Regions from separate parts of the Homo sapiens genome. Here all the other regions are linked to region 3. A link is an interaction called in ENCODE POLR2A ChIA-PET data of the cell type or tissue named here. Cell type or tissue: HepG2. All regions are shown on one strand. Each heading gives the region's core, and the rest is flanking DNA. Links, peaks and the distances in the headings are about the cores only. Region 1 has its middle 59 kb from the start of MIMT1. Region 2 has its middle 78 kb from the start of MIMT1. Region 3 has its middle 130 kb from the start of MIMT1. Region 4 has its middle 41 kb from the start of MIMT1.

Evidence for each region. ChIA-PET counts read pairs that join two places held together with the same protein. Peaks named below come from ENCODE experiments on the same cell type or tissue, not always from the same donor. Only the 100,000 strongest peaks of a DNase experiment are listed, where the experiment ranks them.
Region 1: POLR2A ChIA-PET joins it to region 3 with 8 read pairs; 1 of 35 experiments calls an interaction of 5 or more read pairs at or near these places.
Region 2: POLR2A ChIA-PET joins it to region 3 with 11 read pairs; 1 of 35 experiments calls an interaction of 5 or more read pairs at or near these places.
Region 4: POLR2A ChIA-PET joins it to region 3 with 9 read pairs; 1 of 35 experiments calls an interaction of 5 or more read pairs at or near these places.

The regions. Positions count from the first base shown.
Region 1 is chr19:56,896,276-56,903,981 of GRCh38, forward strand. No RefSeq gene overlaps it. Among named protein-coding and RNA genes, the nearest start is that of MIMT1, 59 kb to the left of the region's middle. In HepG2, for the core only: no CTCF peak of the experiment used is centred there; a DNase peak (open chromatin) is centred at 4,526.
Region 2 is chr19:56,914,742-56,922,447 of GRCh38, forward strand. No RefSeq gene overlaps it. Among named protein-coding and RNA genes, the nearest start is that of MIMT1, 78 kb to the left of the region's middle. In HepG2, for the core only: a CTCF peak has its summit at 3,456; DNase peaks (open chromatin) are centred at 3,430 and 4,130; H3K4me3 peaks cover 627 bases.
Region 3 is chr19:56,971,694-56,979,399 of GRCh38, forward strand. No RefSeq gene overlaps it. Among named protein-coding and RNA genes, the nearest start is that of MIMT1, 130 kb to the left of the region's middle. RefSeq lists a silencer at 3,188-3,482 and an enhancer at 3,188-3,482. In HepG2, for the core only: no CTCF peak of the experiment used is centred there; DNase peaks (open chromatin) are centred at 2,218, 3,338, 3,838, 4,858 and 1 weaker place; H3K4me3 peaks cover 708 bases.
Region 4 is chr19:56,877,683-56,885,388 of GRCh38, forward strand. No RefSeq gene overlaps it. Among named protein-coding and RNA genes, the nearest start is that of MIMT1, 41 kb to the left of the region's middle. In HepG2, for the core only: no CTCF peak of the experiment used is centred there; a DNase peak (open chromatin) is centred at 3,339; H3K4me3 peaks cover 773 bases.

The sequences.
Region 1 (7,706 bases), core at 2,455-6,454, 75 kb before region 3:
ATGCAGCCAGCAGCTGTCTCTCTACCACTTGAGTCTGCATGTTGGTAGTGAGCTGTCATGCAAGGCTTCCCCATGAGGTCAGAATGGTGCTATTCTCAGGTTATCCATCTGCAAGGAGAAGACCTGCCTCCCTTGTCCTTAGAAGGCTCTTCACCAGCCTGGCTTGGGTCACATGCCCACTCCCATGGCCAAGGCACCCAGCATACTACAATAGGTGACCTTTGTGGGGATACGGGTGAGAAGAAGCAGTCCCTAAAATAAAAGCCAGGGTGAGTTTTCCCGAAGCAGCAGGGAGGAGTGCCACACAGATGAACCCATTCATACCCACCTTGCACCACATCCTGTGTTGTGGGGTCTTAGGAACTCCTTCCTGGAAGAAATAGCCTGTGTGACAGGGCCTTGAAACTAAGCAGGAGCTTGCTGAAAAGAGGAATGAGAGGGGCCAGGCGCAGTGGCTCACACCTGTAATCCCAGCACTTTGGGAGGCCAAGGTGGGTGGATCATGAGGTCAGGAGTTCAAGACCAGCCTAGCCAACATGGTGAAAGTCCGTCTCTACTAAAAATACAAAAGAATTAACTGGGCATGGTGGCGCATGCCTGTAATCCCAGCTACTCAGGAGGCTGAGTCAGAAGAATTGCTTGTACTGGCACCCAGTAGGCAGAGGTTGCAGTGAGCAGAGATCACGCTGCTGCATTCTGGCCTGGGCTACAGAGCAAGACTCTGTCTCAAAAAAAGAGGAATGAGAGAGGAACGAGCATTTGGCAGACATGCAGAGGTCTACAGATGAGTAGTTTATTCTGACTGGCCCGTGGAGGCGGTGGTGGTGGAGGTGGGTAAGGTGAAGCATGGCTGCAGGGGAGGCCACAGGGAACTCCACAAGGCCTGAACCTGACCTCGAAGGTGCATGTGTACCTTGGATGGGTACAGTGGATATAAAGTTTTGCTCACCCGGTGTTCACTCTTTTATGAACAAAATACCCTTTTCCTTTTGGAGAGCACCCTCTCCCACCCTCTCAGTCCATGGAGCCTATGAGGCCTCTCTCTCCAGCTCCTGTGACCTCTACCTGGTCAATAGAAGTCACTGGCTCAGGGATGGACATGTGACCCAATCTGGGCCAATGAGGGGCAGCCCTAGGAGTTTTGCTAGAAGGATTGCAGACTATTCCTGCTAGCAAAATAAGACCAATAGATCTCTAATTTTTTTTTTTTTTTTTTTTTTGAGACTGAGTCTCACTCTGTCGCCCAGTCTGGAGTACAGTGGTGCAATCTTGGCTCACTGCAACCTCCTCCTCTTGGGTTCAAATTATGCTCGTGCCTCAGCCTCCCGAGTAGCTGGGATTACAGTAATGGACCACCATGCCAGGCTAATTTTTTTTGTATTTTTGATAGAGACAAGGTTTTGCCATGTTGGCTAGGCTGGTCTCAAACTCCTGGCCTCAAGTGATCCGCCCTCTTTGGCCTCTCAAAGTGCTGGGATTACAGGTGTGAGACACTGTGCCTGGCCTCTGATAAAAATTTTTGGGGGGTTGAGTCCAGGTACGCATGAAGCCAACTACCCCTGGACTTTTCAACTACATGATTCAGTAAACAACTTTTATTTTTGTTTGTTTGATTTCGCTTTAGCAATCAGCATTTCTGTTGCTTGTCATGGAAGAGATGTCTCTAAACAGGAGACTGATGGAGTTAGACTTGTGTTTTGGAAGGATGTCCTTCTTGGGATCGGAGAATGGTATGGAAACAGCAAGCAAGAGTGGAGACAGCCAAGCAGTGAAGAATCAAGGGCGGGGTGGACTAGAGCCATGTCACCTGGGGGATATATCAGTGTGAGAGATGAGAAATGGATGCACAAAAATGGAAAACAAGAGAGATGTGGGGACTCATTTATGGGCAGACGTTGATCTCCACAAGACATGGTGACTATTTGGATATGGAGAATACAGAAGAGGGATGAGTCAGGGATTACTTGACAAGGGCCCAGGAGAGGGGCTTTATCTGTCATGCCTATTTCAGATGTAAGTGATGAAAAATAAACTCAAATTGGCTTAAACAAAATAAATAGGAATGTAATAGGCTCAACATCTGTCAAGTTCAAGGAGCTTCAGTACAGTTGGATCCAGAACTTCTAATGATTTTATCAAGATATGACCTTTATGTCTGTGTTTCCTTTTTTTTTTTTCCTTGAGACGGAGTTTCGCTCTTGTTGCCCAGGCTGGAGTGCAATGGCGCCATCTCGGCTCACTGCAACCTCTGCCTCCCGGCTTCAAGGGATTCTCCTGCCTCAACCTCCTGAGTACCTGGGATTACAGGCACCCACCACCATGCCCAGCTGATTTTTTGTATTTTTAGTAGAGACGAGGTTTCACCATTTTGGTTAGGCTGGTCTCAAGCTCGTGACCTCAGGTGATCCACCTGCCTTGGCCTCCCAAAGTGCTGGGATTATAGGCGTGAGCCGCCACGACTGGCCATGTCTGTGTTTCTCAGACCTGCTTTCCTCTGATGTGGTTTCATCCTGCCACAGGATCTCCCCTCAAAAAGGTAAAGATAGCTGCCAACATCTCAGCACCTGGGTGCTACCAGCTAAGAGACCCAGAGGAAACAGAACACTTCTATCTCAATAGTTCCACCAAAGTTCCAGGCCCAACCATGAGTCAATTCCTGAGATGCTGATTGGTCAGACCTGGGACATGTGTCCGTTCTCACATCAGGAAGTGATGTGATCTCCACTTACACTGCACAGGCTGAGAGTGGGGTTGGTCTGGATCCCCAAGGAAAATAGAAAGTGCTAGAATCAGAATAAAGGGGGAATAGATGTGGGGTGGGAAAACCAACAGAGGCTCACTTCAGTGTGCATGGGATACATTTCTGAGTAATATGGGAGGGTGGTTTTTGTCTAGGGATCTACAGAATGTGTGTTTGTGTGTGGGGTGGGGATGAAGGGTTGTCTTTAAGGAGCCCAGCAGCATTGAGGATTGGTCTGGGATGGAGGCCCAGGGTTTGGAGGCCTGGATTTGGCTGCTATTTTACATTTTATTTTATTTTATTTTTTGAGATGGAGTTTCACTCTTTCACCCAGGCTGGAGTGAAGTGGCATAATCTTGGCTCACTGCAACCTCCGCCTCCTGGGTTCAAGCAGTTCTCCTGCCTCAGCCTCCCGAGTAGCTGGGACTACAGGCACATACCACCGTGCCTGGCTAATTTTTGTATTTTTAGTAGAGACAGGGTTTCACCATGTTGGCCAGGCTGGTCTCAAACTCCTTAGGTGATCCACCTGTCTTGGCCTCCCAAAATGCTGGGATTACAGGCGTGAGCCACTGCTCCTGGCCTTGGCTACTATTTTAGATAGGGCAGTTGGGAAGAGCCTCTTTTAGGAGATGACATTTAACCTGAACTCCGCAGGGTGAAAAGAGCTTGTCTTCATCTTCATGAGGGTAAGGGGGATGATTTAGAGGTAGGAATTATCTTGGGATGATCAAAGAACAAAATGATGACTGGCGAGACGAGAACATGGTGCACAGTGGGGAGCCGGGAGGCAGGATCTTGTGGGCTTAGTCAGTTCCTCATTGAACACTAGTATGGAAAGCCATGACAAAGTGTTAAGCAGAATCAGTAAAGCACAGTGTCACTCGACCTTTGAGGATTACCAGAAGGAGGACAGGCCAATCGTAAGCCTGATCAAGAGAAGGGAAGGAGGAAGGAGAAGGGGGAACTTTCTCTGTCACCTTCCCGCCCTGTTGAGGCAGTTTTCATACGTTGGATGTTTAACACAACCCAACCAAGACTGGGACCCGGTGCAGTGGCTCACACCTAGAATCTCAGCACTTTGAGAGGCCAAGGTGAAAGGCTTGAGCGCAGGAGTTCAACACTAGCCTGGGCAATATAGTGAGACCCTGTCTTTATAAAAAAATAGAAAAATTAGCCAGGCATAGTGGTGCATGCCTATAGTCCCAGCAACTCAGGAAGCTGAGGTGGGATGATGGCTCGAGCCCAGGAGGTCAAGGCTGCAGTGAGCCATGATCTCACCACTGCACCCCAGCTTGGCGACAGAGCAAGACCCTGTTTCACACACACAACACACACACAAAGATTGGTATGGTCACTCTTACTTTACTGACAAGAAACCTGCGTACAGAGGAGCTAAACCACCATCCCAAGGCCATAAAACTACTGCGAGTCTAAGCCAGGATATGTCTGAATATGAAGACTCCTCTGAATGCTGGGTCCCAGAAGCACTAAGCTTGGTTATGAACCTCATGGGCTCTACATAGCTTCTCACCAAGTTGGGTCCTGTTGAGCCTATTGTGCAAGGAAGGAGACCAAACACCCTGGAGGTTTGCTCACCTGGCCTGAGTTACCTGGCCGTGGAAGGCCCCTGGGCTCAAGTTCCCTGAGAGGCAGGGGTTAAACCATGTGTCCTAGAACCTCAGCTTGCATCCCACCCTGGAATTTTCCTCTGAGTTGCAAAATCAGGCAAGCTGCCAAGCCATATATACATTGCCGGGTAGCCAGGCAACACCGTGCTTTTTCTGGGAAGGAGCACAATGTGGTCACTGTGCTGCCGACGCCAGGTTCCAGATGGAAGAAAGACTTTAATCCCCAGCTTCACGGCTGTTTGGCACACTTCGCTCCTGAAAGCCTGCTCGGGCCAGTTTTCACTCTGACTCTCCAGTGAGGCCATTTTGTCTCATTCCGTTTCTGATGTTTAAATGTTAATCCTTTACAAGTTGGTTTTAGTGGAGTAGGAAATGGCGGAGAAGGCTGGAGGTGGATTCAGATGCAACAGGGATGGCACTTACACCTTTCGATGAAAAAGACGTGTGATTCCGCGATTTTGCAGTTGTGAATTGTGCTGCTATACGCATGTGTGTGAAAGTATCTTTTTCACATAATGACTTCTTTTCCTCTGGGTAGACACCCAGTAGTGGGATTGCTGGGTCAAATGGTAATTCTACTTTTAGTTCGTTAAGGAATCTCCACACTGTTTTCCATGGTGGCTGTACTAGTTTACATTCCCACCAGTAGTGTCGAAGTGTTCCCTGATCACAACATCCATGCTAACATCTACTGTTTTTTGATTTTTTGATTATGGCCATTCTTGAAGGAGTAAGGGGGTATTGCATTGTGGTTTTGATTTGCATTTCCCTGATCGTTAGTGATGTTGAGCATTTTTTCATATGTTTGTTGGCCATTTGTATATCTTCTTTTGAGAATTGTCTATTCATGTCCTTAGCCCACTTTTTGAAGGGATTTTTTTTTTTTTTTTTGGTTACTGATTTGTTTGAGTCCATTGTAGATTCTGGATATTAGTCCTTTGTCAGATGTATAGATTGTGAAGATTTTCTCCCACTGTGTGGGTTGTCTGTTTACTCTGCTGATTGTTCCTTTTGCCATGCAAAACTCTTCAGTTTAATTAGGTCCCAGCTATTTATCTTTGTTTTTATTGCATTTGCTTTTGGGTTTTTGGTCATGAAATTCTTGTCTAAGCCAGTGTCTAGAAAGGTTTTTCCAATGTTATTTTCGAGAATTTTTATAGTTTCAGGTCTTAGATCAATCAATGAGTGAATAAACAAACTGTGGTATGTATATATATACGATGGAATACTTCTCAGCCATAAAAAGGAATGAATTAACAGCATTTGCAGCAACCTGGATGAGATTGGAGACTATTATTCTAAGTGAAGCAGCTCAGGAATGGAAAACCAAACATTGTATGTTCTCACTGATATGTGGGAGCTAAGCTATGACGGCAAAGGCATAAGAATGATACAATGGACTTTGGGGACTTGAGGGGAAGAGAGGGAGGGGGGCGAGGGACAAAATACAACAAATATGGTGCAGTGTACACTGCTCGAGTGATGGGTGCACCAAAATATCACAAATCACCACAAAGAACTTACTCATGTAACCTAATACCACCTGTACCCCAATAACTTATGGAAAAATAAAATAAAATAATAATAAAAAAAGAAAAAATGTGTGAGCAAAATGATTAATAGGCAAATGATAGAAGAAAAAGAAAAAGCCCATGAAGTTAGAAAGAGAGGCATCACTTCTCGAGTGAACAGGAAATGGAAATCAGGACCACATAATGTCAAGTTTAACTCTCAGAGTGATGTAAAAATGAAAATCCTAGGGCTGGGCATGGGTGGCTCACACCTGTAATCCCAGCACTTTGGGAGGCTGAGGCAAGTGGATCATGAGGTCAGGAGTTTGAGACCAGCCTGACCAATATGGTGAAACCCTGTCTCTACTAATGTGCAAAAATTAGCCGGGGGTGGTGGCACACATTTGTAATCACAGCTAGTTGGGAGGCTGAGGCAGGAGAATCACTTGAACCTGGGAGGCAGAGGTTGCAGTGAGCCGAGATCGCACCACTGCACTCCAGCCTGGGTGACAGAGTGAGACTCTGTCTCAAAAAAAAAAAAAAAAAAAAAAAAATCCTGATAAAGGCCAGTGTTGGTGAGGGTGGGCAGAGTAAGTGTCTGCTGTCATACGTGGCAATGGGAGACATTTAGGGTATGACCTCTCTGAGGTGATTTTATGGGACTTGCCAACATTTTGACTATGTATGACCCCCCCAACACAGCAAATGTGTTTCCACTAATTAATCTTGCAGAAATACTCAGAGAAGTGCACATTTTAAGGCGAGAATTGCAAAATATTGGAGATTCTCTGTCTATCAATATAGAAATGGTAAAATAAATGGTGTTGCATCCATACCATTGAATCTTTTGCAGAAAAGGTTGATGCAGAGATGTGTGTTTCAGCATAGGAGGTTGCCTTGCCTGGGACATACTGTTGGGTCAAATAGGGAAAAAAATTAAGTTAGTGAATGATATATAGAGTCTGAATTCAATTCTGTTGAAAGAGTATATATGTATATATATGTTTGTATTTACTTATATTTTTAAATACACCAAGAACATTTCTGGACTTTGTATTTTTTTTTTTTTTTTGAGACAGGGTCTTATTCTGTCACACAGGCTAGAGTACAGTGGCACAATCACCCCCTGTGGTCTCAATCACCGCCTCTGGTCTCCTACCTCAGCCCCTTCACCTGTGGAGTAGCTGGGACTGCAGGCGTGCACCACCACGCCTGTTTTTTTTTTTTGTTTTTTTTTTTTGTAATGATGGAGTCTCACTGTGTTGCCCAGGCTGGTGTCAAACTCCTGGGGCCAAGCGATCCTCCTGCCTTGGCCTCTCAGAATGCTGGGATTATAGGTGTAAGCCACCATGCTCATCCAGAAAAATAAAATATTAATACTGGCCATCATTTTAGGATTAAAAAGTTGTCAAAAATGCACTGTTGGTTCAAAAAACAACAAAGGGCAAGTTGCCATGCTGTATGTAGAATATTATTTTATGTCTATAAAAAAGACACTGTGTGTGAGCATGCATGTGTACACACAAACACAGATACTATATATACATCCTTTGTACAAAAATTTAGAGAAGGTAAAAGCAAGAAAACCTTGCTAGTGATTGGCCCTGTGGGATTGGGAGAATATTTTTGCTTTTTTGCTTTCTATATTTCTATATAGTTTGAAGTTTCTCAAAGGTTGCATTTTTTTAATTTAAAAAAATTATTTAAAATACCTTTAAGAAACTGCCATAGTCCTACTACCCTAACAGGAGTAATTTTAGCAATTTTCTGTATGAATCTCTCCCTCTCTATATATATCTTTCTTTCTCTATACCCCCATCTATA
Region 2 (7,706 bases), core at 2,079-6,078, 57 kb before region 3:
ATAATATTGCTTAGGGAGTAGACTTTTAGTGTTCTTATCGCAAAAACAAAAGTATGTGAGATAATGCATATGTTAACTAGCTCAATTTAGCCACTTCACAATGTACAGATTTTACAAAACACATACACAATAAGTACATCTAATTTTTGTTTGTCAATTTAAAAATAAAATGTTAAAGAAAAATATGCCATAAAACAGAACAGAATGTAATATCATCTAATATGTGACATGATGATATGATACGGTCATGTGTTATGCAATGCAGTAATGTGTAATATGGTTTAGAATAATACAGTGACCTGGCCAGGCATGGTGGCTCACGCCTGTAATCCCAGCACTTTGGGAGGCCGAGGCAGGCAGATCATGAGGTCAAGAGATCGAGACCATCCTGGCCAACATGGTGAAACCCTGTCTCTACTAAAAACACAAAAATTAGCCAGGCATGGTGGCGTGCACCTGTAGTGCCAGCTACGCAGTAGGCTGAGGCAGAAGAATTGATTGAACCTGGGAGGCGGAGGTTGCAGTGAGCCAAGATCAGGCCACTGCACTCCAGCCTGGGAGACAGAGTGAGACACCATCTCAAAAATAAATAAATAAATACAATAGAGTGACCTAATGTAATTTGTTGGGTGGTGGAAAGAGTAGAGCAGGTGGAGGGAGTGGGGAGTAGTGCAGAGGCGGCTGATGTGGTCAGCTGATGTAGTCAGGAAGGCTCCTCCAAGCAGGGGACAACTGCCCCAAGACCCGAAGGATGTACTCATTCTACCACAGCAAGATTCTGGGGGAACTGCAGAGGGAACCGGAAGGGCACAGTCTCCCTGCAGAGGCACAGAACATGCTCAGGGAATGGAGGGAAGCTTGGTGTGGTGGGAATGGAGTGAACAAAGGGGAGATGGGAGAAGGTAAGAGTAGGCTGAAGAAGAGCAATGGATCTCATGGGACCTCATGGGACCTCGCAGGCACAAGGGAGCCGTCTGGATCTTGTTCCCAGCACGATGAGACCCTTGGATCTTCTTCAATGTTGTGACGTCTGGTTTCTGGATCTGGTTGCCCCTGATCCTCAGTGTCCCTTGGTTTGCAGCCACAGGGCTCCAAGCTCTGCCTCTAACATCACAAGGCATGCTCCTCCCTGCATCTCTGCGTGTCCTCTTCTCTTCTTATTGGGACACGAGTTATTGGATGTGGGACCTTCCCTCATCTGCTGTGACCTCATCTAAAATAATGATATCTGCAAAAATTCGATTTCCAAATGAGGCCACATTCTGTTCTGAGTGGACATGAATTTCGGGGGACCCCGTTCCACCTAGTACAGCTAGGAATTGGCATGGGCTGGACGGAGTGAGTGTGGGTAGAAGTGAGAAAATGCTCACTGACATGGAAGGAAAACCCAGAGAGTTTGGGATGTGCAAACCAAACGAGGAAAGATTTTAGCAGAGAGGACGAGGTCTAAGTTGTCATGTGTGGTCAACAATTGGATCTGATGAAGACTAAGGACTGGATTGTTTCTGGCAAAGTGGAGAATCCTGGGGAACTTGACAAGAGTAGGTCAGTGTGGGTTGGGAATGGAAGCCAGATACCCATGGGCTCGGGAGAGAGGGAGGGGAGAGAGTTGAGGGGAAGGAGCAGAGAGATGCCTTGGATGTGTTTTGCCTATGAAGGGGCAGTGGCTAGGGAGGAACTTAAGATCTAAAAAGCATTTGTTTTTTTAAGATGGAAGACAACACAGTATGTGGGAATGTTGATGGGAAGATCTCATGCAGAGAAGGAAATAGATCGGTTGATGCCAGCAAGAGAAGATGACAAACTGACTTTCCGATGAGCCACAAGTGATGGGATGCGCTGTTCAGGGGGAGGAGTTGGAAAGAGGATTTGCCAAATGGACAATTTGCCAAATTATGGATCCACTGTAAATGAATTTCTACTAAATATTTGTAAACATTACACAAAATCATGCCACCATGGGATGGTGTTAATGGACTTCAAGGGTAACTCTTCTCTTTCTTTTCTTTTCCTTTCCTTTCTTCCTCCCTCTCTCCCTCCCTTCCTTCCTTCCTTTCCCTTCCTTCCTTCCTTTCTTTCCCTTCCTTCCTTCCTTTCCCTTCCTTCCTTCCTTCCTTCCTTCCTTTCCTTTCCCTTCCTTCCTTCCTTTTCCTCCATTCCTTCCTTCCTTTCCCTCCCTTCCCCTCTTTCTGTCTTTCTCTCTTTCTTTTTTCCAAGACAGAGTCTTGCTCTGTTCCTCAGGCTGGAGTGCAGTGGTACGATCATGGCTCCTGCAGCCTCCACCTCCTGGGCTCAAGCAATCCTTCCACCTCAGCCTCCCCAGTAGCTGGGATCACAGTTGCACACCACCACGCCCAGCAATTTTTTGTAGAGATGGGGTTTCTCCATGTTGCCCAGACTGATCTTGAACTCCTGGGCTCAAGCAATCCTCCTGCCTCAGCTTCCCAAAGTGCTGGGATTACAGGTGTGAGTCACTGCACCCAGCCAGCTTTGATGTTTTAGTTTCATTTCAGCTGAAATTAAATTTGGTTTCACTGTAGATTTTGTTTCACTTTGGCAGATTTATCTCAGCTCTGTAGCTGATTTGCAAATCAGGCTCAAAGACGCATCAGATTTAGGTGTAATTCTCATTATAGGCACTGAGCATTTCTCAGATGTCTTACCCATGTTGAAAACATTTGTGTGATCACACTGGGTAACATATCTGTTAAGAGAATTTCAAAAGACAGGAGTGAAAATGAGTTGGATAATAGAAACCTGTTCTACCTTTTGTATTACGCTTGGTGGAAGCATCCCGAAATTCTCATTTTAAATATAAAAATCCTCAGAACACACTGAACTTCAGTTTGGCTACAATGAAGCAGCTACAGCCAATGTAAAGCTAAACTAAAATCTGCCAAAAAAATGAAACGAAAACTTCAAGTCAGATCATTTAAACAGCACAGAAGTTTCCAGGAACTCCCTTACAATTGGGATCGCTGTAGCTGTCACAAGGAGTTAAAGGAAACATGCTTCTGTCGCTGTTAACTAGCTGCATCCGGTGAATTGGGCAAATTTGGCCATTCAGGGAATTAACCATCCACAAAAGTAAATAAATAAATAAATAAAATAAGCCAGTCATTTGAAGAACTGATTTTCAGGGAATTTATTTAGCGTTGGTAATGTCTAAAAGTTACATGTGTGGTTGTTGGTTTTATGATTATCTTTAATGCATTCCGATGTATATTTATATATACGATCTTCTCCATGCCTGACATATTTCACGGTAAGATAAAGAAATTCCCGTGGCTTATAAGGAATGGAGACTGAATTTGAATTCAAGTTGTTTAGAAAGAAATGGATGAGCACTGAACCCACATATTTGAATTTTTTAAAAGTCCAGCTGACAGATGTTGAATCAGCTTATCCCCCTGCTGGAGAATTTTGCCCCAAGGTAAAAGCAAGCTTTGATTTCAGCACCGTATGCATCGCAGTGAAGTTGGGCAAATGAATGGTGTCTTCCATACACAGCACTACGTGTTTGGCATACGGAATCCCTCCCTTGCCCAGCAGTAAACAGACTTGAATACACCATCTGTTTGCACACCAACTGTTTGCAAGGAAATTTTTTTTCCTTTTCTTTTTTTCTCTGTGAAGTTAATGTTGTGACAACTTTATATTTTCTTTTTTTAAAAAAACAGAAATCTGTGTTTGTGTTTACTTAGACCTGGGCTACCTTAGATGGTTCTCAGGCTCACTTATACACTTTCATGTGTTCCATTAAAAAATGTGATCGCTTTCTTTTTCTTCTGATTTTGGTTGCAAAGGCTAAGAACTTTCAGAACAGAATTTTGTTTTTGTCTTTAATACGGAGACGTTTCGTGTTGTTCTCTGGTTTTTCAGATGGGTGGACACAGAAAAGACAACTAATACCCTGAAATTGGTTGAAACTTGATTATTCATTCTTAAAGTCTGATAATTATAACTGTCCAGTAACTTGATAATTCCAGTTCTGTTTTCCTGTTTAGAACCTCTACTTTCTTATTTGAGAAAAAATGTTTGAGGATGTTATCTCAGTATGTGTTTACTTATCTTAGTACACATTCCCTTGAACTTTTCGCTTATCATGACCATTGAAATATCTTGGAACATCAGTGTTAGAAAAGCAGGAAGAACGTGGGAAACTCCCCCTGTGTGCACGGTGGGCCCCTCTATGAATTGCACCAGACAAATTCCAAACAAAGTGATGGAGAAAATCCCCCAAGAAAATTAGCAGTCTTTTTTATTCAAACTTTTTTATTCAAACTTTTTGTTGTACTGTGTCAACAGCTCTCTGGAGACCACCGTGTGCCCCTCCTGTTCCACAGCCACCCCAAAGCAACTGTTAAAGATGTTTTGTGGGCTGGGCACAGTGGCTCACACCTGTAATCTCAACACTTTGGGAGGCGGAGGCGAGCAGATCACCTGAGGTCAGGAGATTGAGACTAGCCTGGCCGACATGGTGAAACCCTGTCTCTATTAAAAATACAATAATTAGCTGGTTGTGGTGGCAGGCACCTGTAATCCCAGCTACTCAGGAGGCTGAGACAGGAGAATCGCTTGAATCCAGGATGCGGAGGTTGCAATGAGCTGAGATTGCACTCCAGCCTAGGCAACAAGAGTGAAACTCTGTCTCAAAAAAAGAAGAAGAAGAAAAGGAGGAGGAGGAGGAGGAGAAAGAAGAAGAAGAGGAAGAGGGAGAGGGAGAGGGAGAAGGAGATGGAGAAGGAGAAGAAGAAGAAGGAAGACGAAGAAGAAGAAGGAGAAGAAGAGCAGCTACCTTGACAGGGACGTCCACCTTGGAAGGTGACATGCTCTGGGTGAAAAGGAAAGTTGGTTTTATTCCAGAAGTGGCACCCCTGGGGAGGCGGTGAACAGTGGAGGCGTGTTCCAAGACCACCTCTCCACGTGTGCCTCCGGATCAGGGAAATTAGGGGAGCTTAAATGATGGTCAAAGTGCTTTTGGGAAACGTGCACGGGCTCAGGCGGACAGTTAATCGCGGCTTCCTTGGTCAATGTCCCTGGCCTTCTGCAGGAATGCTCAAGCTGTTCTTATCAGGGCGGTCAGCACATTCCCAGGGTGGCTGGTCAGCTGCTCTCTCTTTTATCTCTGTTGAAGGCCTTGTTCTCCGGAGGCTGTTTTTAATAAAGAAGCTACAAACTCGAGCAAAGCAAGGATTCTATGCAAGCAAGCAAGCAAGCTTTTCTCTAACACGGAGTCAGTACTGTGACACAACTTCACTGTCTTCATCCTGTCCAACTCCTCACCTTGGAAAGCCTCCCCTGCACCCCCATTGTTTAAAACAACCACAAAACCCTCTGCACAGCTTTCTTCCCCGAGTCCTCCTGGTGATTCTGCACCTCCTGGGTCTTCTCATTCACTGAACTGAGTGGGTTCCTTCTCAAAACCTGACCTTTAAATACAGACGTTTCTGAAGGACTCTGTCCGGGGCTCCTTCCCTTCCCTCTCCACATCCTCTCCTTGGTGGATTTCATGGGCCGCTTGGCTTTATATGCCGTCCATATGCCCCAGACTCCCTGCTGTAGACTGACTGTGTGCACCCATTCCCCATTCTTATGTTGAACTCTTACCTTCACTGTTTTCCACAATGGCTGAACTAATCTACACTCCCACCAACAGTCTGTAAGCATGCCCTTTTCTCTGCCACCTTGCCAGCATCTATTATTTTTTTACTTTTTAGCAGTAGCTATTCTGACTGGTGTGAGACAGTATCTCATTGTGGTTTTGATTTGCATTTTTCTTAATGATCACTGATACTGAGCTTTTATATATATATATACTTCTTGACCCATCAATCCCATTACTGGGTGTACACCCAGAGGAATATAAATCATTCTATCGTAAAGACACATGCACATGTATGTTCATTGCAGCACTATTCATGGTGGCAAAGACATGGAATCAACCTAAATGCCCATCAACAGTAGACAGGATAAAGAAAACGTGGTACATATATGCCATGGAATACTATGCAGTCATAAAAAGAGACAAAATCATGTCCTTTGCAGGAATATGGATGGAGCTGGAGGCCATTAACCTTAGCAAAGTAACACAGGAACAGAAACCAAATACCACATGTTCTCAATTATAAGTGGGAGCTAAGTGATGAGAACACATGGACACATAGAGGGGGAACAACACACACTGGGGCCTATGGTGGAGGATGGGAGGAGAAAGAAGATCAGGAAAAAATAGATAATGGGTACTAGGCTTAATACTTGGGTGATGAAATAATCTGCACAACAAACTCCTGGGACATGCATTTACCTATATCACAAACTGTACATGTACCCCAAACTTAAAAGTTAATGAAAAAGAGAAAGAAATGTTGCCCTCTAAGGTGATGGTGTTAGGAGGCGCCTTCCAGGACCGTCTACTCTAAGAGGATCTCCTGGGTTATTTGCTGTGTCTGCTTCTGTGGTCTGGCCTTCACAACACTTAGTACAGTTCCTACTTATTTTATTTACTGGCCTATTTCCTGTTTTTTGTTTCTCTCTATGACATAATATGAAATGGCCGGGCCCAGTGGCTCACGCCTGTAATCCCAGCACTTTGGGAGGCCGAGATGCGCAGATTGCCTGAGGTCAGGAGTTCAAGACCAGCCTAGGCAACATGGTGAAACCCCGTCTCTACTAAAATACAAAAAGAAAATCAGCCAGGCGTGGTGGCAGGCGCCTGTAATCCCAGCTATACAGGAGGCTGAGGCATGAGAATTGCTTGAACCCTGGAGGCGGAGGTTGCAGTGAGCCAAGACTATGCCACTGCACTCCAGCCTGGGCAACAAAGTGAAACTCTGTCTCAAAAAAACAAAAAAAAAAAGAAAGAAATACATATTTGGTTTCTGCTCATGTTCTGGGCACACAGGTTCGAATTGAAAAGTGTATTTGTTTGCTAGTGGTGACTGCTACTAGGGGCTCCCGGACAGCCTCAGGTTGGGGGTGGTTGCCGGGGAAATCAACCATGTGATTAGAGGGTTGGAGCTTTCAGGTCCCTCCTCGCCACGTTGAGGAGAAAAGGAGAGGGGCTGAAGGTTGTTGATCACCAATGGCCAGGGATGTAATCAATCATGCCTACATAATGAAGCCTCCATAAAACCCCAAAAAGGACAGGGTTTGGAGAGCTTCCAGGCTGCTGAACACGCAGAAGCGCTGGTGGGGTGGTTCGCCCAGAGAGGACATGGAAACGTCTCACCCCGTACCTTCGTAACTACAGCCTCATCCTCCTGATGCGATTTCACTGTTATGCTTATAGGACTTAACACGTTAATCACAGCCCTTTACTCTCTGTACACACTAATCACCACACAGCAAGGAATATTTACATACCACATCAACAATATTAAATCCTCATTCATGCAAGAAAATACCCCAATACCGATACACCTAACACCCCTTCTCCTATTATCCTTAAACCCCAAAATGATTTTGAGTTTTACATGCTGTTGTTATAGTTTAACCAAAACATTAGATCGTGGATCTAATAACAGAAGTCTACAATTTCTTATCTACCGAGAAAGTATGCAAGAACTGGTAACTCATGCCCCAATATATAACAATATGGCATTCTCAACTTTTAAAGGATTAGAGTTAACCATTGGTCTAAGGAACCAAAAACACTGGTGCAACTCCAAATAAAAGTAACAAGTACATTTTCCTCCCATACTGTA
Region 3 (7,706 bases), core at 1,638-5,637:
CACCAGCCCAAGGGCCAACCTGCTACATAAAATCTTTCATTGCCCGTCGTAATAGCAAGATAAACCAGGATAAAGACTTATGTATAGACTTAAATCCCAACGCTGAGTAAAAATATTCCATTTACTCATTTTTTTCTTCACAATCTAGTGATGCTTGATGATGGTCACATGAAAAAGAGCAAACATAGTGGATGCCCCTGCCTTCCTGAAACCTCCCTGATTTATTTATTTATTTATTTATTTATTTAGAGACGGAGTCACGCTCTGTCACCAGGCTGGAGTGCAGTGCTGCGATCTCAGCTCACTGCAACCTCCGTCTCCCCGGTTCAAGCGATTCTCCTGCCTCAGCCTCCCGAGTAGCTGGGATTCCAGGCGCATGCGCCGCCACGTCCAGCTAATTTTTGTATTTTTAGTAGAGACAGGGTTTCACCATGTTGGCCAGGATGGTCTTGATCTGTTGACCTCGTGATCCACCCGCCTCAGCCTCCCAAAGTGCTGGGATTACAGGCATGAGCCAGCACGCCCGGCCTGAAACCTCCCTTTTAAACCACAATTTGGGAAAGCAATTTGGTCCCATCTAGAAAACTGTTTATGGTTTGAAAATGCACGTACCCAGAATCCTGGCCACATTTTACTCTTTCTGAGAAAGCCATTCCCTTCGTGAGTGAGAAGGCGAGAGAGAGATTTAGAGAGACTTTGGGCTTCACTCTAGCATGTGGGTCATTAATCAGGGAAATTCCGAGTAGGTTATAAATCTGTGCTTTTCCTCTCCCCCAGCAGCTCCATTCCTAGAAGTTTCACCAGAGCAAAGTCTCCCACGTTTGGGCGAAGGAGAGAAGTACATGTAGCAAGCACCAGCTCTGTGCTGTTTCAGGGTTGTTTGTAACAGCAGAAAATCCTGGGGCCATCGACAGGAGAAGAGATGAGTGGATCCTGCTGTGTTCCCCTAGTCGGATACTCTGTAGCCATTTAAGTGGATGACTGAGTGCCATGTGCACCCGCACGGATACGCGTCAAGGCAGTGATGATGTTTGAGGATGACACGTCTCAATACCGCGCAGCTAGTCTCACCACCCAGTCACTCTCTGTCTCAGTCGACTCAGGCTGGGTCTCAGTCTGTTTGTGCTAACAAAATACCACAAACTGGGTAATTTATGAAGAACAGGGATTTATTTCTCACAGTTCTAGAGGCTGGAAGTCCCAGATCGAGGTGCCAGTGGCTCAGTCCCTGGTGGGGGCTCTCCTCCTGGCTTGCGGACGGCCTCCTTCTCCCTGTGTCCTCACATGGTGGGAGAGACTTAGTGTCTGGAGAACTCACTTTCCCTTCTCATAGAGACATGAAACCTGTCATGGGCCCTACCCTGGTGGCCTCATTTAAATCTAATCATTGGCCAGGCACGGTGGCTCATGCCTATAATCCCAGCACTTTGGGAGGCCGAGGCGGGTGGATCTCCTGATGTCAGCAGTTCAAGAGTGGCCTGGTTAACGTGGGGAAACCCTGTCTCTACTAAAAATACAAAAATTAGCCAGGCATGACGATGGGCGCCTGTAATCCCAGCTACTCAGGAGGATAAGGCAGGAGTATCACTTGAACCCAGGAGGCAGAGGTTGCAGTGAGCCGAGATCGCGCCATTGCACTCCAGCCTGGGTGACAGAGCAAGACTCTATAAAAAAAAAAAGAAGAAGAAGAAGAAGGAGGAGGAGGAGGAGGAGGAGGAGGAAGGGGAGGAGGAGGAGGAGGAAAATCTAATCGCCTTCCAAAGGCCCTGCTTCCAAGCACCATCACACTGGGGCTTTGGGCTTCAACGTATGATTTTGGGGGGTAAACAAATGCAATCCATAGCACTGTCTATGTTCCTCATTGTATGAAGAACTGAAATTGTTTCCTGACAGCTTTGCAATTCCTGACAGTTTTGAGCTTTATCCACCAAAATCTACCTGGCAAGGAGAGCTAGGTGCATGCCATTCTCCCTAGAATCGAACACTGATCAGTTCTGGTTTTGCCTTGCAAGGAAGAAACATTCCTTACAGCACAGAGAGTGCAGGTGGGGATGGGAAACATGTTTTGTTCTTTTCCTGAGCTCATGTTGTGTTCCTTGTATGCTGGGACATTTTCAAACCCACGCATGCTCACCTCTGGAGCCTGGACATTGCCCAGCCCTGAGCCTCTCTCAGCAGCCCCTTCCTGGCTCCCACACAAGCTGCAGTTTCCATGGCAACAGGCAGAGCTGGCCTTTGTCCTTGGAGCCTCCCGGTGAGAGGTCTTTAGGGAAAACAGGCTGGAGCAATGGACAACAAAATTAAACAGCATGGGGCCCCGAGGCGTGTTCTTTCCTATAATTAAACTGCACCCTTGGACATTTGTAGAATGCCATAAATTGGCTGTACCCTGCTCAGCATTCCAAGTCCCCTGCAAGCATCATAATCAACCATTATCTGCTTTCATCATTTGTTTCTTCATTTGTCTATGCATTAACCATTGATTTTACCCCAACAGTAGTAGCAGACACGCTTCTAGAAAATGGAGATCTTGCAGAGGTTTCTAACCAGGGACCATTTTGCTTACAAAGAGGCATTCGGAAATACTTTCAGTCGGCACAGCTGGAAGGGGTGGGTTCTATTAGCCTTGAGTGGGTAGAGGCCAGAGGTGCTGCTAAACATCCCATAGTGTACAGAACAGCCAACCCCTGCCGACCCCGACACACAAGGAGGAATGTTCTGGCCCCACAAGTCAGGAGTGCCCTGGCCGAGAAACCCTGGGATACAGTGATTTGCAAGAACCCACAATGAAAACCCTTGAGGCACGTACGCTCTAGGGAAGGAGACAGCTCATGAAATATAATGCATGTGCCATAATGAAGAATCAGAGATAGTAGGAGAGAGAGCAACGGGGGCGAAGGAGATGGAGCAGCCAGGGCTGTCTTCTCCCAGGCTGTGATAAGTGAAGAGAGACGAGTAAGGGGAGGAAGCAGTCCTGGGGAAAGAACACTGGGGAGTGGGCACAGCAGGTGCCAAGGCCCTGGGGCAGAAACACACGGAGTGCATTCTGGGAAGGATGAGGAGACCAAGATGGCTGAAGTCCTGTTAGGGAGAGTCAAGGAGAGAAGGAAGGGATGTTGGATCAAGAAGGTCCTTGTAGGTGGTAAGGACTTGGGATTTATAATTTAGCTGTTAAAATTAGGAATTATGAGCATCATCAATATTAACTGAGCATTTACTCCATGCCGGGCTTTCTGTAGAGCACTGAGATTCCTAGGGCCTGGAAGCCGGCTTAGCTAATGGGAGAGAGTGGAGGAGGTCAAACAGACAGTCACGTAGAGATAAACTTCAAAGAGAACAAATACTTTGTCCAGGGACACTCTGGGCTGTGTGGCCACTAGGGCAGGGGTGGACATGAGAGGAGGCTGCGATTAGGGCACTAGCCAGGGAGAGAGGCAGCATGGATGTGTTTTGGATGGTGGAACTGTTAACTGAGACAAAGGATTTTTGTATTTTTAGAATCAGCAGTTTCAAATTTAGGATGGGGCCAGGGTTGCCAATAGATACACCATCAACATTATCATTACAATCATTACTTATTTTTATTTTATTTTATTTATTTATTTATTAGAGGCAGGGTCTTTCTCTGTCACCCAGGCTGGAGTGCAGGGCTGTGATCATAGCTCACTGCAGCCTCAAACTCATGGGCTCAAGCCATCCTCCCACCTCATCACGACTATGATAATGAAGTAATTAATATGTATTATACTTGTTCTGCACGTAGCTTTCTACTGGATGCCCGTGGCACGGCATATCTGCAGGGCAGGCGTGATCACCTTCCCACATTCCTGATGAGGCCTCTGAGGCACAGAGAGGAAAGGGGTGGCCTCCTCTCATTCTGTCTGACTGTGGAATCAGACTAGCCTGGACAGAATCCATCACACCACGGCCACCTAATCCTCTGAGCCACAGCTTCCTCATTTGTAAAAAAAAAAAAAGAAGAAGACCTCGCTCCCAGGGTCGGCATGAGAATTAAATGAACAAGGGAATAATGGCCACACAGCAAGCTCAATAAACAACAGCACAAAACACTCAGTCATCAAGATAAACAATATTTTCATGCAGTATTTGAAAAAAAAATTCATGTACAAAAAAACGTGATAAACAAAATATTAAAAATTTAAATAAAGACAGGACCCTATGAGACTGTGCTGAGCTACATCAGACCCTCAGGCAAAAGGAAAAGTGCGTATGACCCTAAGCATGTTGCTACTGTTTTTTTTTTTTTCTTTGAGACGAAGTCTCTGTTGCCAGGCTAGAGTGCGGTGGCACAATCTCAGCTCACTGCAACCTGCAACTCCCTGGTTCAAGCGATTCTCCTGCCTCAGCCTCCCGGTTATGTATTTTTTAATGGTTATTTTCCAGAAATAGATTTTGAAAATATTATTGATGAGTCTGCTTCCACTGAGGCCGGGAAAATAAAATTATAATAAATTCTATTTTTAACACATAAAATTAACATAAGACATTGCGAGTTTAATATAGCTATTTTTCCTTTTTTCAACATTTTTAAAACTAATATTCTGTGGGGGTGGGGAGTGAACCATTAAATAATTACAAGCTGCGTGAGAGAGCTCACACCTGTAATACCAGCATGTTGGAAGGCTGAGGCGGGTGGATTACTTGAGACCAGGAGTTCAAGACCAGACTAGGCAAGATAGAAAGACTCTATCTCTACAGAAAATTTTTAAAAAGTCAGAAATGGTGTTGCATATCTCTAGTCCCAGCTACTTTGGAAGCTGAAATGGGAGGCTTGCTTGAGGCCAGGAGGTCGAGGCTGAAGCAATCTTCAAGAACAAATATTTGCTCAGGGACTTCTCTGGGCTGTGTGGCCACTAGGTCAAGAGTGGGCTGTGGACATGATAGGAGGCTACGATTAGGGTAATAGCCAAGGACAGAGGCAGGAATGGATGAATTTTGGATGGTAATACTATTCACCGAGTCACCACTGCACTCCAGCTTGGGCAACAGAGCGAAACCCAGTCTCTACCAAAAAAAAAAAAAAAAAAAATTGCACAATCACACGGATATAGGGAATCACACTTTTTTTTTTGGCCTCGGGCTTCAGTACAGCTCAGCACACATTGGGTTTGATTTAAATTTTGAGTATTTGTTCATCCATTATGGGGGGTTGCTTTCTGCGTTCATTTTGGTTTTCAAAACCATTGTGTTAAATATTATTTATCTTAAATAAAATTAACCATACTCACCATGTGGTATAATCCCCGGAACGTATTCCTCCTTCATGACTGAAATTTTGTGTCTTTGGACCAACATCTCCCGTCCCTGAACCCCTCAGCTTTCTGGATGACTGTGCACCTCCGTAAGCCTCTTCCTAATCCCCAGGTCTGCCTTTGAGGATATGACCTTTGAGCTGAAACGTGAAAATTGGGAAAGAAACAGCCATGGGGACTGTGGGGAAAGGAAATTCCAATTAGAGGAAAGGCAAGAGTGAAGGTCTTGGGGCAGGAAGCTTTTTCAGGGACAGTGAGGACAGCATGGCCAGGGGGTGGTGGGTAAGGAAAGCAGCAGACAAGAGCCAGGTTGCCACCGACCTTGTGGGCCAACCACGGGTAGCTTTCCTTTTAATCCAAGTGTTCTAGAGCCACCGATCTAGGCTCAGTTGGCATGGAAGGTGGGTGAGAGAATGACATTATCTGACTCATTTGCAGAAGGTCTGCAGCTTGATTTTTTTGGAGGATAGACTTATCATGGGGACAGGAGTGACCCTCATCATCAAGATGTGATAGTTATCTAGGGAGAGGTGTTGGTACCTGGACGAAGGTGAACAGAAGTGGATTGAATCTCATTACGTCATGAGAGTGAGAAGCACAGAGGATGACAGAGGATGATGTCTACGTTTCGAGTTTGGGCTCTTGCAGACTGGGTAGTGCCTTTTATAGAGACTGGGGAGACTTGGGGGTGAGGAGTAGAATTTTGAGGGGGACTGACAATTTTGATGTGAACGCGTTGGCTGAAGATGCCAATTTGACATCCATGAAGAGGACCTGTCCCGAAGCCTCACATTGCTAAACCCCAGAAAATATCAGTTTTGCCAGCCCAATAGATAACATCAGGGGATTCTATTTTTTGCATGTTTTCTCCTCAAGAGTCCAAGGATAACCCACTGAGTCCGCTCCTGATCTGAACCTCTAAGGTATTGCCAGGCCTGGTGTCCTAAACATCAGCCCATGAGGAAATCAGCCCTGGGCCCTGTACCACCAACACAACATCATGTCCTGTATCCCCAAAACATGCAAAAGTCTCATGAACATGCACATCCTCTGTGCTTCCCTCCCCTGAACCACCCTCATCCTCCTTTCTAGGTCCTTACTGCCACGCACGCGTGCAGTCTCATGAAAAAGGGGAATACTGTGACCGCCCCTGTTTCCAAACGGATATTGGGCCTCTTTTCAAGCGTACGTTTTCAGTTTACACTTTCAGAGTTTGTTGATTTGTGAGTTCAAGGCCCTCTCTGCCCTGCGGAGAGCACGGAAATTCCTGGAACTGGGGGCGTGTGTGAAGGGGACGTTGTCAACGCTAGGACAGAGAAGAAAGCCGCTCATTTTGATGTGTCAGAGCGGTGGGGGGTGGGGCTTCCAGCCCCTGGCATCTCAGCCCTATCCTTCCTTCCTGCACTGTGCTTCTCACAAACAGCAGGGGCTTGTGTTACTTTGAGTCGATAGCCTCATTCACGACACTCTCACAGAATAGTGCCCGTCTGTGCTCAGCACATGCCCGTAAAACAGGATTCCCCAAACACGTCCATAGGTAACTGTAAATCATTTAGAAGAATCTAAAGTGTGAATTTTGTAAACTGAAGCTACGTGCATGTATACACGTGTGTGTTTGTGTATATCATATATACACATTAATGTTATTATTATTATTTGCAATACCCAGCATCGCATAATAGGTGGGATAATGCAGATGCCACTCCAAGCCAAATCTCCTGGCCCCACCGGTCATAAGCTTACCTCTGTAGGGAAGAAAAGGTTTCTTTTTGGCAGTGGTTTGTTGTTTGTTTGTTTGTTTTGAGACAGGGTCTTATTCTGCGGCACTGGTTGGAATGCAGTGGTGCGGTCACTGAAGCCTCGACCTCCTGGGCTCAAGTGATCCTCCCACCTCAGCCTCCCAAGTAGCTGGGGCTACAGATACGCACCACAACGCCCAGTTAATTTTTGTATTTTTTGTACAGATGGGGTTTTGCCATATTGCCTAGGCTGATCTGTAACTCCTGAGCTCAAGCGATCTGCCTACCTCAGCCTCCCAAAGTGCTGGGATTGCAGGCATGGGCCAGTGTGCCTGGCCTCTTTTTCCTCACCAATTGCTAGGTTCATGACTGAGGCCCCTGTAACACAAGACAGATCAACCAAAAAAAAAAATCATACAGATTTATTTAGTATAAGTTTTATGTGACACGGGAGCCTTCCACAAGGAAATAAAGACCCAAAGAAACAGAAAAACGTGTATATTTGATGCTGGTCTGATGAAGAAGTGGATGGCTGTGGAGAAGTATTTGACAGAGGCAGTGTGCTCTCATGCTACAAGAGTGAGAGAGTGAGGGGAGCTTTTCAAGGCCTGTTTGTTCAGATTCAGTGTCTTCAGAGATAAGGATGCTCCTCTCCTACGGGTACAGAGAGGGCACGCTGGAATGACAGTCTTAC
Region 4 (7,706 bases), core at 1,791-5,790, 94 kb before region 3:
ATGTCAGCCCCTTGATGTCTATGAAAGCCCCACAACCTCTGAACTCCACATTGCCCCGAAACCCTCCATAAAACCAGACCGTTCTGCACAGAGAGACTGTCTGGTTAGCAGAGCTCTCTCTCCTTTATTATGGTAAGAAATCAATTCAGGATTGTTCTTTTATTTCAGATATTGAATTGTGTTAGCTTGGGCTGCCATGACAAAGTACCACAGACCGAGTAGCTTAAACAACAGAAATGTATTTTCTGACAGTTCTGGAGGCAAAAAGTATAAGGTCCGGGTGTTGCTGGGGTTGGCTCCTTCTGAGGCCTCTCTTTGGCTGATATCTGGCTGCCTTTCCCCCATGTCCTTACAGGGTTGTCCCTCTGTGTGTGTGTCTGTGTCCTGGCCTCCTCTTCTTAAAAGGATAGCAGCATATGGATTAGGACTCACCCTAATGACCACATTTTATTTACCTCTTTAAAGATCCTATCTCTGGCCAGGCACAGTGGCTCACACCTGTAATCCCAGCACTTTGGGAGGCTGAGGCGGGCGGATCACAATGTCAGGAGTTCGAGACCAGCCTGGCCAATGTGTTTGAAACCCCGTCTCTACTAAAAATACAAAAATTAGCCAGGCGTGGTGGCGGGTGCCTGTAATCCCAGCTACCCGGGAGGCTGAGGCAGGAGAACCGCTTGAACCCAGGAGGCGGAGGTTGTGGTGAGCCGAGATCGTGCCACTGCACTCCAGCCTGGTGACAGAGCGAGACTCCATCTCAAAAAAAAACAAAAACAAAAAAACAAAACCCACAGATACCACTGGGTGACAGTTGTCTACAGTATTCAAAACAATAGCATCCTATCCAGGTGTGTGGTCTGGGAGCAACTGGCTGTCCTATAGAGGCTGGGTGTGCAGTAGACTCTACCAACTAGGTGTGTGTAAGTGCAATCTAGGATGTTCACACAATGACGAAATGGTCTAACAGCGCACTTCTAAGCACGTTTAGGGATGTACGGCTGTGTAGAGTTCGTGGCAGGTGTCAAGTAAGTAGAATTCTTCCCAGGAAATTTTTCTTTTTCTTCTTTTTCTGAGACAGGGTCTCACTCTGTCACCCAGGCTGGAGTGCAGTGGCACAATCACAGCTCACTGCAGCCTCCACCTCCTGGGCTTAGGTGATCCTTCTGCCTCAGCCTCCCAAGTAACTGGGACCATGGGAGTGCGCCACCATGCCTGGCTACATTTTTTTTTTTTTTCTGAGGTGGAGTCTTGTTCTGTCTCGCCCAGGCAGGAGTGTAATGGCAGGATCTCGGGTCACTGCAACCTCTGCCTCCTGTGTTCAAGTGATTCTCTTGCCTCAACCTCCCGAGTAGCTTAGATTACAGGTGCCTGCCACCACACCTGGCTGATTTTTGTATTTTTAGTAGAGATGGGGTTTCCCCATGTGGCCAGGCTGGTCTCGAACTCCTGACTTCAAGTGATCCGCCTGCCTCAGCCTCCCAAAGGGCTGGGATTACAGGCATCAGCCAACACCCAGTGGTTATTTTTATGTTATTTAACATATTCTCTATATTATCCAGGCTGGTCTCAAACTCCTGGGCTCAAGCAATCTACCCACCTCAGCCTTCCAAAGCACTGGGATTACAGGCATGAACCACCATGGCTGTCCCCCAGGACCTTATTCTAAACACAGTTCAGTATTTCCCAAGCATTCTTGAATGCCAGGAACTAGGCTGGGACAATAGTAGTGTGCAGAACAGACTAGACATCTATTCAGCAATCTTGCTTCTGGGTATACACACAAAAGAATATAAATCCGGGTCTCGAAGAGATGTTTGTACACCCGTATTCATAGCACCATTATTCCTAGTAGCCAAGCGGTGGAAGCAACCCAATGTTCACTGATGGATGCGTGGATGAGCAAAATGTGCTCTATACGTACAATGAAATATTGTTCAGTCCTGAAAAGAAAAGGAAATTCTGACACTTGCTACAACATGAATGAAACTTATTTTTTTTTTTTTGAGATGGAGTCTCGCTGTGTCGCCCAGGCTGGAGTGCAGTGGTGCCATCTCGGCTCACTCCAACCTCTGCTTCCCGGGTTCAAGTGACTCTCTCACCTCTGCCTCCCAAGTAGCTGGGACCTCAGGCATGCACCATCATGCCCAGCTAATTTTTGTATTTTTAGTAGAGATGGGGTTTACCATGTTGGCCGGGCTGGTCTCGAACTCCTGACCTCAAGTGATCCGCCTGCCTTGGCCTCCCAAAGTGCTGGGATTATAGGTGTGAGCCACCGCACCCGGTCTTGAATGAAACTTTTGAAAATATTATGCTAAGTGAAATAAGCCAGTCACAAAAAGACAAATACTGTATGATTTTACTTATATACTGTACTTAGAGTAGTCCAACTCATAAAGACAGAAAGTAAAGTGGTGATTGCCAGGGACTGAGGGAAGTGGTGAGTGGGGAGTTAATGAGGGCAGTTTCAGTTTTGCAAGATGAAAAGAGCTCTGGAGGCAGATGGTGATGATGGTTGCACAACAAGGTGAATATATTTAACACTGCTATCTGTACGGTAAAAATGGTTAAGATTGGCTGGGTGTGGTGGCTCATGCCTGTAATCCCAGCACTTTGGGAGGCCGAGGCGGGTGGATCACCTGAGGTCAGGAGTTTGAGACCAGCCTGACCAACATGGTAAAACCCCATCTCTACCTCATCTACTAAAAATATAAACTACTAAACCTCATCTACTAAAAATACAAACAATTAGCTGGGCCTGGTGGCAAGTGCCTGTAATCTCAGGAGCTACTGAGACAGGAGGATCGCTTGAACCCAGGAGGCGGAGGTTACAGTGAGCTGAGATCAAGCCATTGCACTCCAGCCTGGGCAACAAAAGCGAGGCTCTGTCTCAACAACAACAAAAAAGTTTAAGATGGTAAATTTTATGTTACCTGTATTGTTCCACAATTAAAAAACAAAACGGGCTGTGTCTCTGCTGTCATGCTCTTGTTTTCCTGCACTTCTTGGAGGCTGCACTCTCAGTAGCCAGACTTGGAGCTCTGGACCTCTTGGCTTGAAACATTTCCCCTTGCCATTCCTTCCTGTTCTGCCTGCACTTTTCAGGACACTTCCTCCAAGGAGGCCCTCTCTGATGCCTTCCTCCCATCCCCTTCAGAATCGGGGTAGCCCCAGTGGTGGCTTCACCAGCCTCATGAGATCCAGTTTTGTTCATCTCTTCGCAACTCCACATTCGGTGATATCACATTGTTAGCTTCAGGTCAGCCACAGTGGGAATATTTACACCATGGGAATTGGCAGACTCTACAAAGCATGGTTTTGTTCCCTTGAGAGCTAGTTGTTAAACATTTACCAGCCCACCATGGAATGGTCACCCCTTCCGTGCTGCTCAAACATCCTGTCCTCTCTGATGTGATGTCTGTCTTCCCTGTTAGATGATAAGCTTCACTAAGGCAGGGGCCAGGCCTGTAGCTGGTGAGTGGTGGAACCAGGGTTTGAAGGCTCAGGGGATACAGGTTGAATATCCCTTATCCAAAATGCTTGGGACCAGAGGTGTTTCAGGTTTCAGATTTTTTCAGATTTTGGAACATTTGCATTTATGTAATGAGATATATCTTGGGGATATAACCCAAATCTATACATGAAATTTATTTGTTTCCTTTTTTTTTTTTTTTTTTTTTTTGAAACGGAGTCATCTTGCTCTGTCTCCCAGGCTGGAGTACGGTGGCACAATCTCAGCTCACTGCAACCTCCACCTCCCAGGTTCAAGCGATTCTCATGCCTCAGCCTCCCGAGTGGCTGGAATTACAGGCACCCACCACCATGCCTGGCTAATTTTTTTTTGTATTTTTAGTAGAGATGGGTTTCACCAGACTGGTTTCGAACTCCTGACCTCAGGTGATCTGCCCGCGTCAGACTCCCAAAGTGCTGGGATTACAGGCATGAGTCACGATGGCCGGCCTTATTTATGTTTCATAGACATTTTATACACATAGCCTGGAGATAATTTTATGCAGTATTTTTAATAATTTTGTGCATGAAAACAAAGTTTTGACTGTGTTTTCACTGCAACCCTTTGCAATTTTCCTCGTGTGGCATCATGCTGGCACTCAAACATATCAGATTTTGGAGTATTTCTGATTTCAGATTTTCCCATTAGATATGCTCATCCTGTAATGGCCACCCTAATTTCAGTCTCTCTCCCTGGAAATCAACAAGACAATAATAATGATAGAAATAATAGTCAGCCAGGTGTGGTGGCTCACGCCTGTAATTTCAGCACTTTGGGAGGCCAAGGTGGGCAGATCACAAGGTCAGGAGTTCAAGACCAGCTTGGCCAACACGGTGAAACCCAGTCTCTACTAAAAATACAAAAGTTAGCTGGGCGTGGTGGCACGTGCCTGTAGTCCCAGCTACTCCGGAGGCTGAGGCGGGAGAATCACTTGAACCTGGGAGGCGGATGTTGCAGTGAGCTGAGATCGTGCCACTGCACTCCAGCCTGGGCGACAGAGTGAGACCCTGTCTCAAAAAAAAAAAAAAAAAAAGAAAAAGAAAAGAAATAATAGTCATAGCTGTTATTATGAATTGCAGCATTCCTGTATTCCTGCAGACCTTTTACCTTTACAAAAACCTTACCCTAGCTCAGAGTCGTCTCCTCCCACCTCTCCGCTGGCTTCTTCAGCCACACTGGGTTTCTTTCTCCCTCTCCAACATATTTCTCTCCATTGTCTTCTCACTTCTCGGTATGTTCTTCCCTCAGATCTTTGCTTGACTGATCATTTAGGCTTCCTTCAACTTAAATGTCACTTCCTTGAAGGGGCCTTTTCTGAGAACCTGAGCTAAAATAGCCTCGGTCACCCTCCAGTAATGTATGTCGTGCTGTAAGTGGCCTCATCCCCATAATTAACCCCCAGTCTTTCATGTGGACAACTTGTGTCTCCTCAAAGTTATTTATAAAGCAATATACAAACCGGCTTCAAGTTCCTTTCTCTTTACCCTCTGAAGTCCCTCCTATGTAGAAACTCCTGAGGAACCAGCAAGTTCCCCAGTTTTATGATCTTCATTAATTATTTTATTGTGGTAAAAACCACATAACATAAAATGTACCATCTTAATTACTTTAAGTGTACAATTTAGTAATGTTAAGTATTTTCACATTATTATGAATCAGGTCTCCAGAACTCTTTCATCTTGCAAATCGGAAACTCTATAACCATGAAAAAACAACTCCCCATTTCTTCCTACCCCATTCCCTGGTAAATCACCATTTTACTTTCTGTTTTTATGAATTTGACTCAGTAACTTCGTATAAGTGAGATAATAGCATTTGTCTTTTTGTGACTGCCTTATTTCACTTAGCATAATGTCCTCAAGGTTCAGTCATGTTATATCACAACACTTCCTTTTTTATGCTGAATACTAATGTTCCATTGTATGCATATACCACATTCCCATTGTCCATTTATCTGTTGATGGGCATTTACTTTGCTTCAACCTCCTGGCTATTGTGAATAGTGCTGTTAGGAACATGGCTGCACACATATCTCTTTGAGTCCATGTTTTCTTTTGGGTAAATACCTAGAATTGGAATTGCTGGATCATAAGGTAATTCTACTTTTAATTATTTGAGGAACTGCCATACCATTTTCCAAAGTGGCTGTACCATTTTATATTCCCATCAATGGTGCCCAAGGGTTCCAATTTCTCCACACTGCCTTCTTTATTATTTTTTTATTTTTTGAGACAGAGTCTTGCTATATCGCCCAGGCTGGAGTGCAGTTGGCGTGATCTTGGCTCACTGCAACCTCGGCCTCCTGGGTTCAAGTGATTCTCCTGCCTCAGCCTCCCGAGTAGCTGGGATTACAGGTGCGCACCACCATGCCTGGCTAATTTTTTGTACTGTCAGTAGAGATGGGGTTTCACCAAGCTGGCCAGGCTGGTCTCGAACTCCTGACCTCGTGATCTGCCTGCTTCGGCCTCCCAGAGTGCTGGGATTACAGGCGTGAGCCACCACGCCTGGCCCACATTGCCTTTTATACTTTCCTTTTTTTTTTTTTTTTTGATAGTAGCCATCCCGATAGGTATGAGTTGGTATCTCATTGCGGTTTCAAATTGCTTTTCTTTAATGATTAATAATGAACATTTTTTCACGTGCTTGTTTGTCATTTGTATATCTTCTTTGGAGACGTGTCTATTCAAGCTCTTTGCCCATTTTTGAATTGTGTTATTTGATTTTTTTGGTGTTAAGTTGTTGTAGTTCTGTATATATTTTCAATATTAACCACATATCAGATGTATCATTTGCAAATATTTTCTCTTATTCCGTAGGTTGTCTTTGCATTCTGTCAATTGTTGTGTTATTTAAGGCACAAACATTTTACATCTGATATAGTCCCATTTGCCTATTTTCACTTCTGTTGCCTGTGCTTGGTGTCAGATCCTAAAGCATGTCATTGCCTAATTCCATTTATTTTAAAAATTTTCTTGTCAGGCGCGGTGGCTCACACCTGCCATCCCAGCACTTTGGGAGACTGGGGTGGGTGGATCACCTGAGGTCAAGAGTTCAAGACCAGCCTGGCCAAAATGGTGAAACCCTGTCTCTACTAAAAATTTAAAAATTAGCTGATCAAGGTAGTGGGTGCCTGTAATACCAGCTATTCAGGAGGCTGAGGCAGGAGAATCCCTTGAACCCAGGAGGTGGAGGTTCTAGTGAGCCGAGATCCCACCATTGCACTTCAGCCTGGGCGACAGAGCAAGACTCTGTTTCAAAAAAAAAAAAAAATTATCTTGATTCTGTTTGTCAGTTCCCACACCCCATTTCATCCACTCCAGGAGAAAACAGACATGTCTTCGGCTCCCCCGGACTTCCTAGAATTTAACACAGTGCCCAGGGCACAAGCATGAAACATACTTGCTGAATGAGTGGATGCTCTGTTGCCGATGTCTGACAGAATATTATTTATAGCTTACACCTGACTGTCCCTAGGCAAGGTCTCTGAATTCTTCTGGTCGGCACCAGAAGGGAGGGACGAAGCTTCCAGAGGAGACCTGCCTGCCACTGCCCTGTGATGGGGAACCTAAGGGACAGGCAGACCTTGGCTTTTGGTCCCCCAGAGAGCTGGCTCTGTACTGGGGCTGGGAATCTCCCTGATCTTTGATTTGCAGGGTGAATGGGGTGGAACCTTCTGCCCCTCCCTCCATTCCCCCTACTCTGGTGTGCAGGAAGCTGAGGCCTTCTAGGAGACTGGGGATACTGAGGCTGAGGGAGGTAGGGAGGAGTTAGGAGGTTTTTGATTCTCACTTGAATCTTTCCCACTGTAGCTGAAAACAGGGTTTTTGGGTCACCTGCCCCAGCAGGGGATGGGAGTATAGGCGGGGTCTGCGTCTGCAACCCCCTCCTGAATGTGGAAATCTTAACGGGGCCAACACCTCCCCCGTTGCTGGATATGGAAGCAATGATACTTTCTCCCTTCCAGCTCTGCACTCCTTATACCCCACTGGGATAGAAATCCTGTCTGTTGGTGTCAGGCAGGGGTCTCCGGCTACCCCTCCTCTGCTGGGGTGGAAGATGGAGAGGTCAAAGGAGCAAGCCTCCTTCCTGGCCCTTGCAAGGGCCTCCAGCCTGGCAGCCGGAGGGATTAAGGACAAGAGGCCCCTGGCGTCCGTGAGTCTGGCGTGGCTGCCCAGGAGCCTCCCAGGGGAGTCAGCGTGGG